Regions from separate parts of the Homo sapiens genome. Here all the other regions are linked to region 2. Evidence: chromatin contacts called from ENCODE Hi-C or POLR2A ChIA-PET data. All regions are on one chromosome and are shown on one strand. Each heading gives the region's core, a stretch centred on a gene start or an enhancer-like site at or near the end of the contact. The rest is flanking DNA. Distances are from core to core; before and after follow the strand shown.

Region 1 (3,261 bases), core at 570-3,069, 44 kb before region 2:
AGAGGAAAGGGCGCACGCAGGCGCAATGCACAGATCCACGGGCAGCATCTAGACGACGTGCGCTGCTCACAAGGCGAACCTTCGCTCAATGCTCCGGAAGCTGGTTTCCGAATTCACGCCAGCTCACAACTGACCTTCATGCTACACTTTGGGTCCCGTGAGGGCGGCTGCTTCCCCCTGCTCACTCTTGGGCAGCTGGAGCCTAACATAGAACCTGGCATGTGGTAAGCGTGTGCTCAAACTTCACGGCGGGGTGAGGGTGCAGGCATGTGCTTACCACACACTCAAACCTCACGGCAGGCTGAGGATGCAGGCATGTGCTTACCACACACTCAAACCTCACAGGCAGGCTGAGGGTGCAGGCAGGTGCTTACCACACACTCAAACCTCAGGGCGGGCTGAGGATGCAGGCACGTGCTTACCAGGCATTCAAACTTCACGACTGGCTGAGGATGCAGGCAGGTGCTTACTACACACTCAAACTTCACGGTGGGCTGAGGGTGCAGGCACGTGCTTACCAGGTATTCAAACTTCATGGTGGGCTGAGGGTGCAGGCATGTGCTTACCGCACACTCAAACTTCATGGGGGGCTGAGGGTGCAGGCATGTGCGTACCAGGTATTCAAACTTCATGGTGGGCTGAGGGTGCAGGCATGTGCTTACCACGCATTGAAACTTCAGGGCGGGCTGAGGATGCAGGCATGTGCTTACCAGGCACTCAAACTTCACGGCAGGCTGAGGGTGCAGGCATGTGCTTACCAGGCACTCAAACTTCACGGCAGGCTGAGGGTGCAGGCATGTGCTTACCACGCACTCAAACTTCACGGCGGGCTGAGGGTGCAGGCACGAGCTTACCACGCATTGAAACTTCAGGGCGGGCTGAGGATGCAGGCATGTGCTTACCACACACTCAAACTTCACGACAGGCTGAGGGTGCAGGCATGTGCTTACCACGCACTCAAACTTCACGGCGGGCTGAGGGTGCAGGCACGAGCTTACCACACACTCAAACTTCACGGCGGGCTGAGGGTGCAGGCACGAGCTTACCACACACTCAAACTTCACGACAGGCTGAGGGTGCAGGCATGTGCTTACTAGGCAGTCAAACTTCACGGCAGGCTGAAGGTGCCTGCTCCCAAGCGATCTCATGCAGCCTGCACTCAAACTCCACATTCCAAAAGTACCTACTCATCTGCCTAGATGCCTGCAGGGCTGGCTCTGATCTGCTTGTCCTGAAATGTGTTAACTGCCTTTTCATACCTTTTTTCATTGCCATGCCAACTGTGAAAGACTCCAGCCCCTTTCAGATGAGGCCCCCAGCTCGGAGATCCACCCTCCAGGAGGTGCTGGGCAGACGCGTGGGGCGGCCTCCACCTCCGGTTTCCTCCCTGTTGCCTCCCGCAGCCTCTCATTCAGAAAGAAACGTGTTTCCGGAAGCTGTGCCGTTGCCATGGAGCCTGGATGGCTTTGTCAGTTTCCTTATTTGCAGCCTCATCTCATCTCCAGACCCACTGTGCTCCTGGACTCGCTGGCAGTCCCAGCTCTCGCCTTCACTGTGGTCTGTGGACCCCTGCACTGAGCCTCGTGTCCTGTGAAGTCAGGCTCTGAGGGTCTCCACGGCCTCCTCTCACCAGAGACCCCCACATCTGCCGCGAATATAACCTAACACTCGAAACCTTTCTCAGTGGCTTGTGCCACCTTTTGAACTTACAATGTTGCTTTGTAGTTCCTTTTATCTGTTGTACGCTTCAGTTAACAGCGCAGTCGACACCTCCCCGGTGTTGGCATATTCTATCCTTCCACGTCCGTGTTGTGTGTTTTCATGGCGTGTCACTGACTCCCCCCGCTGGGGCCCGCGTCTCCTCTGTGCCTCCTCGTTTTGCGGTCTCTCCACATTTCCTGGATGCTCACTGTGCACCTGTCTCACTACAGCACCCTCGACACTGGCGGGCGCCTGGCTCAGCTGTTTAAGTAACTTTATGTTTATTACTTGGGAGGATATTAGCCTAGATTTAATTAATCTCTATGGCAGCATTTTACTTTTTTCTTTTATTTCATTTTGGAGACAGCCTGGGCTTTGTGGCCCAAGCTGGAGTGCAGTGGCGATCTCGGCTCACTGCAGCCTCTGCTTCCCAGGTTCAAGAGATTCTCCTGCTTCAGCCTCCCGAGTAGCTGGGACTACAGGCATGTGCCACCAAACCCGGCTAATTTTTGTATTTTTAGTAGAGACGGGGTTTCACCATGTTGGCCAGTGTGGCCTCGAACTTCTGGCCTCAAGTGATCCACCTGCCTCGGCCTCCCAAAGTGCTGGGATTACAAGTGTGAGCCACCGCACCCGGCCTATGTTGCTTCATTTTAAATGTCCAGTTGCGAAGCTGTGGGTGCAGTAATGGAGCTGATTTCTCAGCTGCTTCAGCTGAGTGATGTCCAACAACTGAACACAGGAAGCCTCAACGCAGATGCTCAGGCGGGGGCGACCGTGGAGACGGAATATTCTCTGGCCCTTCTGTGTTAAGAAAGCCTTCAGGTTGCTGATTATAGAAATGGATGTTTTTAGTCAGCAGTGCAGCTCCACTCTCAAATGGAAGAAAATCCTGTTTTCAGCACCACGTATGCCTAAAGCATCAATTATTTCACTCCCAAATCAGCTGTGTTGCCACCACATTGAATCTGCTGTGAAATAACAGTGTCTGCCAGCACGTGGGTGTTTGGTTAATTATTGTCTTTTTATAAAATATCTGCTTTATTGATACCTTTTCCTTTGGCTTAAGTCATTAATGATGTGTTATTCTGGTCTTGTCATGGATCTGTCAGTGGAATTGCACTGCAGGTGGCTTCTTTGTGGAGTGACAGCAAACGGCATTTGGAAAGTGTGGCTGTTCACCCTGTGGCTGTCCCAGGGCCACACACTGATTGGACTGGGGGCAGGTACCCCACAGAGCCACATGGGTTTAAGCCGAGTCTGCCTAAGTGTGGAACCATAAGTACAGAATGAAGGAAAACAAAACCTGAGCATTTTCTCAGAGTTAGGATTGTTCTTTTGAAAATCTTGGGCCAACTGGGATGACCGAGATTTTTATCCTCTTACCAGTTTTTTTTTTTTTTATGTTTTCTATTTCTAGTGAAGAACTAGAAGGAAAATATGCCCTTAAACGGACAAGTGTGTTATGGACGGAATGTGTGTGTCGCTCTGAAATTCGTAGGTTGCAGCCTCACCCTCAGCGGAGGAGATTAGGGTTTGATGAGGTCGTGAGGGTGGGGC
Region 2 (3,129 bases), core at 601-3,100:
TGTGTGCATGGATAGAGCTCCCACTGTGTGCATGGATATGAGCTCCCACTGTGTGCGTGGACAGAGCTCCCACTGTGTGCGTGGACAGAGCTCCCACTGTGTGCGAGGATAGAGCTCCCACTGTGTGCGTGGATAGAGCTCCCACTGTGTGCGTGGATATGAGCTCCCACTGTGTGCGTGGATAGAGCTCCCACTGTGTGCGTGGATAGAGCTCCCACCGTGTGCGTGGATATGAGCTCCCACCACGTGCGTGGATAGAGTTCCCACCGTGTGCGTGGATAGAGCTCCCACCGTGTGCGTGGATATGAGCTCCCACCATGTGCGTGGATAGAGTTCCCACCGTGTGCGTGGATAGAGCTCCCACTGTGTGCGTGGATAGAGCTCCCACTGTGTGCATGGATAGAGTTCCCACTGTGTGCGTGGATAGAGCTCCCACTGTGTCCGTGGATATCAGCTCTCACTCTGTGCATGGATATGAGCTCATACTCTGTGCATGGATATCATCAGCTCTGTGTGCATGGATATCAGTTCCCACTGCGTGCATGGATATGAGCTCCCACTGCGTGCATGGATATGAGCTCCCACTGTGTGCATGGATATGAGCTCCCACTGTGTGCATGGATAAAGCTCGCACTGTGTGCATGGATAGAGTTCCCACTGTGTGCATGGATAGAGTTCCCACTGTGTGCATGGACAGAGCTCCCATTGTGTGCATGGATAGAGCTCCCACTGTTTGCATGGATATCAGCTCTCACTCTGTGGATGGATATGAGCTCCCACTGTGTCCATGGATATCAGCTCCCATTATGTGCATGGATTTGAGCTTCCACTGTGTGCATGGATATGAGCTTGATTATGTAGGTATAAGCACATAATGAGCTTTCACTCTGTGCATGGATATGAGCCCTTACTCTGTACATGGATATCATCAGCTCTGTGTGCGTGGATATGAGCTCCCACTGTGTGCATGGACATGAGCTCCCACTATGTGCATGGATGTGAGCTCCCACTGTGTGCATGGATAGAGTTCCCACTGTGTGCATGGATATGAGCTCGACTGTGTGCATGGATGTGAGCTCCCACTGTGTGCATGGATATGAGCTTCCACTGTGTGCATGGATGTGAGCTCCCACTGTGTGCATGGATGTGAGCTCCCACTGTGTGCATGGATGTGAGCTCCCACTGTGTGTGTAGACGTCTCACTGAGCTTCCACTGCGTGTGTAGCATGAGTACGGGAGTAAGCAAGGTGAAGGGAGCTCCTGATCTAGCACAGATGGAGCCAGATTCAACACTAAAGAGGAAAAAAGGATCTAACAATCCTTAAGAGCCTACTATGCACCAGGTACTTTTCTCACAATTCTTGTGAACTACTGTGTTTTACGCTGCTTCTGTGGATGAGGAAACTGAGGCACAAGGAAGTGAAGGACGTTGGTGGATTCAACATCCGCCTTTGTGCTCCCAAGCAGTTTTTTGTTTCTCACCATTATAATTGACCACCTTGCATTATGTTTTATTTCTAAATTATCACAAATCCCATCTCTGTTTCTCAGGTTCTCAACCAGAGGCAATCTTGCCCCCAGGGAACATTTGGCAAGGTACGGAGATATTTTTGTTTGCCCCACCTGGAGGAGGAATGTGACTGACACTGAATGGGTGGGGCCAAGATGCCACTCAACACCCTACAGTGCACGCAGTTTAAAACAAGGTTAGACAAATTAAATTTAACAGAGTTTAAGTGAGCAAAAAAGATTCATGAGCCAAGAATCACCGAGGACAAAAACAGGCGCACGGTGGGCAGGGAATATTTATAGCAGAAAGCAGAAGTGACTGCAGAGATAGCCTGATTGGCTACAGCTCTGGCTCGCTGAGACGCAGCCACCTGTCACCGGAATACACACCCGTGGCAGCTTGTGGTTTGTTTACATGCTGAGCTAGGCTGAGGCCTCAGAGTACGGAGGCAGCTTTAGCCCAAATTTAACCTAAATTAACAACACGACGGTGCCCGCCACAAACATACAGCCTAAACTGCTAAAAGTGCCGAGGTTGGAAACCCTGAAATATTTGTACAAATATCCCATTTAAACTTCCTGTCATTCTCCGTTTAACTTTCCAGAGTCAAGTACTGTCAGTAGTTGGAATAAGCCCTTCCCACTTTCTGTCTGCTATGTTTAATCTCTGTCCTCTCTCCAAATATATTTCTGATTAAAAATGAGATCATGCTATGAATATAGGTGCCTTTTTACTTCAAATGTATCGTCGACATTTTCCATGGAATCCTTTCATCTTCCACTCGTTTTCTGGGGTGCAGCGAGTGCCATTCCCTCAGTTCTACGTAAGTCAACTGAGCTGTTCCCTGCTGGTGGGTGTGCGGTTGGTTTCCCTTTTGAAGGCTGCCTCCCACATGTATCTCCAGGTCCCCATTTGGCAGGTCTTAGGGCAGCGTCTCTGCAGGTTCCCTTGCACGAGGCACACACCAGGTGAGAGGAACCCTCGGCCACAGCTGGGCTCACACCTTGGTGCCGGGGCTGCGTTGCTTCTGCTTCTGGGAACTGTCTTCACCTTGGGTTCTCCCTGCTGGATTGAATGCATTTCCCCCTGTTGAATGCAGGGGCTCGAGTCGTCGTGAAATTTCCTTTTGCCTGTTGTAGATGTTGTAGACGCTCACCAGCCCACTGGGCATTTTCAGGGCCTGTTGATTGCATTTGGCTACAAGATTGGCCTTTTCCATAGTTGCATTTCCAGCATCAAACACGAGACCCGGCATGTGGGGGGCACTGGCAAATGTTTACTAGGTAAATTGACAAAGTTCCATGTCAGTGGAATGAGACATTCCATCTCCCTGGCTCCAAGGCAGCCCGGAAGAGAGTAGAGGCAGTGAGACGCAGGAGGTGCAGTGCGGTGCGCTCCAGGTGGCCTCTGACAATGCCCAGCACGCGAGATCTTTATCATCTTTACTCGGATTAGCGGCCCCTGCACGTGGCTGGGCCTTCAGGGAGCGGTCACGTGGGATCGGATTGCTGCTGACTTCTGCCAGTTGCTGGTGTTGCCTGGCACATGGGTTAGCTGGTATTAGCTCTTTCCAGCCAATACACGGATACGCCTCTGCAAGGGAAAATGTACGTAATGTT
Region 3 (2,942 bases), core at 50-2,549, 62 kb before region 2:
CACATTTCTATGAACACACACCCCAAGCGGGTTCTGCACTTACACTGCATCCTTAACTCACCTACATTTCTAAGGGTGTCTGCCTTCTTCAGCAGCCCTCCATGGCTGTCCACACCCTCCCACACCAGCCAACCTGAAACAAGGTTTCCTCTTCCTCTAGGAAATACTCAGGGTCTCGCTTCCTCCTTCAACATCCATCCGTGTCTTCCACACCCCATCCTGAACCAGGCGCCCGAATTCCGAGTTCCGTGTTCCTTCTGTCACACGTGGCTAAAGACCGGCTGCTCCCTAGAAAATCACTGCTTTCCAAAGCGCACTGCCGAGTCTTACATGAAGTATTTTCTCTTTAGAGACATGAATTCTGATTCAGATATTTGCTTTCATTATAAGCCTTGGAGCAAAGAGTATAAAGGTGTTTTCTTCTAAAAGTTCCTTTGGTTGACCACGAATCCCCAGCCTCAGCTGTCTCCCTTAGTGCTGTTTGCTCCATGGATCTCTTACAGATGTGTGTCAAAGGCAGTTCATAAGCACAAAGACATCTGGAATACAAAGAGTCGCTATATAAAGACTAAAGACACCATGTTTATATTGAATTAATGAGCTGATTCTGAGATTTTTTTAGAATAACAGCCTACCTGGCATTTATTCTCTCTGAGCATTAATTAATATTTTTCACACCAGTGTCTATCTTAGTCAACATATTTTGAGCTTTGATTCAATTACAAAACCCTAACACCCCAAACTGTGTGTTTTTCACATGGTAAAGGACCACAGATTCACTAACGCCTTCAGAAGAATCAGTTTACTGTGGATTCTATCCAGTATTATGAAGTTCTCCTGTCCAAAAACACAGTTTTGAAAGATGAGGTTAGATTTATTAGTGCTGTGTTGGCTGGGATTTCATTAAGTGAGAGGGCTTTTGTAGTTTTCTCAGACCAAGCAAATTTTATTGGGCCAAATTATTTTTAGGTAAATCTGTGGGAATCTGTCCAATTTGTTACATGCCCTAAAGTCTTGGCACACTGAGATTTTGTTTTGTTTTTCTTTAGAAAATTCCCTCCCTGTTTCTCCCTCTTTGATATTATTCCCAGTAACAATGCATTATTGTTTCCTATGGGTCTGAGGACAGTGGCAATTCAGGGCATGTTTGGTGTTGTTGGCACGTCACGGAGGAGACATTCCCCACATGGCCTCCCCTTTCCTGTGATGCTGTTACTTCGGGCCCTGGAAGTTGAAACCGGGCAGCCAGGCCAAGGACCCTCTGTGCTGAAGGCTCCGGTGCCCTCAGTCATCAGTCTCTGTCATGCTAACTCGTTACCTGTGCATGGAGCAGCCGCTAGACAGTTTCTCAGAGGACGAACGGCATTAAGTAGTTCCTTCATTCCTCCATTTGACAAACCTTGACTTAGTGCTGACTACCTGATCGTGACAGAGCTGAGCATCACAGATCAAACCACACACAACTTGTGTCCAGCACTCAATTTATGGTACATTTCTCTAGAGCTTCAAACTAGGGTATGCTCAGGGCTTACGTGTAATACACAAAAAAGTCTGCATATCATGTTACTGATCTCCTGAGCCATAAAATCCCTAAGGAAAAAAAAATTCTTTTTCTAAAGAGACTGGCTTGTTTTCAAGCTTACAAAAACCAGCCAGAGGGTTCAGGCTAAGTTTAGACAACTAAAAATAAAGTGAAAGCTTGGGTTTTTAATTTATGATGATGATTATTATTTTAAAATTCATTTTTGAAATGCACTTATATAGTGGAACAACATCAGATTAATGAAATTTAATCGTTATTGTGAAGATAAGTCTGTTTTTGGCTCAGATAAAATGAAGAGCTTCTGTAATACTTCCTTTTTTTCTCTTAAAAACCAAATGTGCATAATTCTGTTGGAAGAATAAAGATTGTAATTGTGAACTTTACCCATCATCTTCAATCTGCTTGTCTCTTGTTTCTTAAAAATCATTTTTAGCTCAAAATGTTTGATGTTTTTGTTTGGCCTGTTATTGACTTTTAAAATGTATTTTCAGACATATATACTTTTACAAAATGGATATTTCTGATGTAGATATAAATTTACCAATTGTTATTTTATTTTCTTTTAAATATTATACTCAACACATACAGTAAAATTATAAAGAATTAGAAAAGATTCTGAAAAATAACAACTCTGGTCCCACTCTTCTACTACTACGGAGGAAATATCAGATTTTTATGGCAGGTGGATATAACTGGGAGGTAGGTATTCCCTGTCATTGTTGAAGACACAAATGTACATTTTCTGAATCTCTCTAAACAGGAAGATTCTTGTCAGAACAATGTAGTAATTTTATGAAGTAGATTTTGTAAATGTAGGTTATATAATAAATTTCAGTGAATTATAAAAATGCAGGGTTTAAAAACAGCTGTATAGAAAAAGTGATGTTAGCAATATGGTGGAATGGGAGTTCCTGGTGCTCTTCCCCTCACAGAAACATCAGTTTGGACAATTATCCACACATGAAAATACCTTCATAAGGGCTAACGTTAGGCACTAAAGTACCTAGTGGAATAAAGAAACAAAAATGTATTTAAGAGGGTAGGAAAGACAGCTTCATGTTACCCGTCACTCTTCCACCAAACCTGCACAGCACAGCACAGAGACTTATACCCTCTGTTGCCAGAGGGTGGGGGATGCAGCAGGCATCTGACTTTGCCATGGGCCCCAGGACCAGGCCCACCTCCAAAAATTTCAGGGCCAGACTAGCCCCTGAAGCCCCAAGCTCTAGGCCCAACAACTCTAAAGAAATGGCGATATATGAACTGCCTGGCAAATAATTCAAAACAATCATCTTAAAGAACCTCAATGAGTGACAAGGGGACACAGATAGACAACTGAATGAAATCAGGAAATACATAAGCAACATGAGAAGTTAAGAAATAGATTGAAATCGTTATA

What was found. A loop is a pair of places that touch in the nucleus more often than their neighbours do. ChIA-PET counts read pairs that join two places held with the same protein, here RNA polymerase II (POLR2A). Pooled maps may share reads with other maps.
Region 1: a map of natural killer cell shows a loop between it and region 2 (10-fold over the local background). The contact joins two enhancer-like sites. A Hi-C loop is called at or near these places in 11 of 168 maps with a recorded cell type or tissue (CD4-positive, alpha-beta T cell, CD4-positive, alpha-beta memory T cell, CD8-positive, alpha-beta T cell and 5 more) and 11 of 50 pooled maps. POLR2A ChIA-PET finds 5 or more read pairs at or near these places in 6 of 52 experiments (CD4-positive, alpha-beta T cell, CD4-positive, alpha-beta memory T cell, CD8-positive, alpha-beta T cell and 3 more).
Region 3: a map of prostate gland shows a loop between it and region 2 (2.0-fold over the local background). The contact joins two enhancer-like sites. A Hi-C loop is called at or near these places in 3 of 168 maps with a recorded cell type or tissue (HepG2, PC-9 and prostate gland).

The regions. Positions count from the first base shown.
Region 1 is chr2:392,717-395,977 of GRCh38, forward strand. No RefSeq gene overlaps it. Among named protein-coding and RNA genes, the nearest start is that of LINC01865, 78 kb to the left of the region's middle. RefSeq lists an enhancer at 923-1,622. Within about 2 kb of position 1,820, at least 7 of the 41 ENCODE cell types and tissues checked have a DNase peak (open chromatin) inside an H3K27ac peak, as active enhancers do; they include CD8-positive, alpha-beta T cell, PC-3, PC-9 and 1 more, where a contact is called at or near this core.
Region 2 is chr2:436,326-439,454 of GRCh38, forward strand. No RefSeq gene overlaps it. Among named protein-coding and RNA genes, the nearest start is that of LINC01874, 55 kb to the right of the region's middle. Within about 2 kb of position 1,851, at least 10 of the 41 ENCODE cell types and tissues checked have a DNase peak (open chromatin) inside an H3K27ac peak, as active enhancers do; they include CD8-positive, alpha-beta T cell, PC-3, PC-9 and 1 more, where a contact is called at or near this core.
Region 3 is chr2:374,597-377,538 of GRCh38, forward strand. All of the region lies in intron 1 of LOC105373351 (a long non-coding RNA gene), which reads left to right. Among named protein-coding and RNA genes, the nearest start is that of LINC01865, 60 kb to the left of the region's middle. RefSeq lists an enhancer at 1-175. Within about 2 kb of position 1,300, at least 2 of the 41 ENCODE cell types and tissues checked have a DNase peak (open chromatin) inside an H3K27ac peak, as active enhancers do.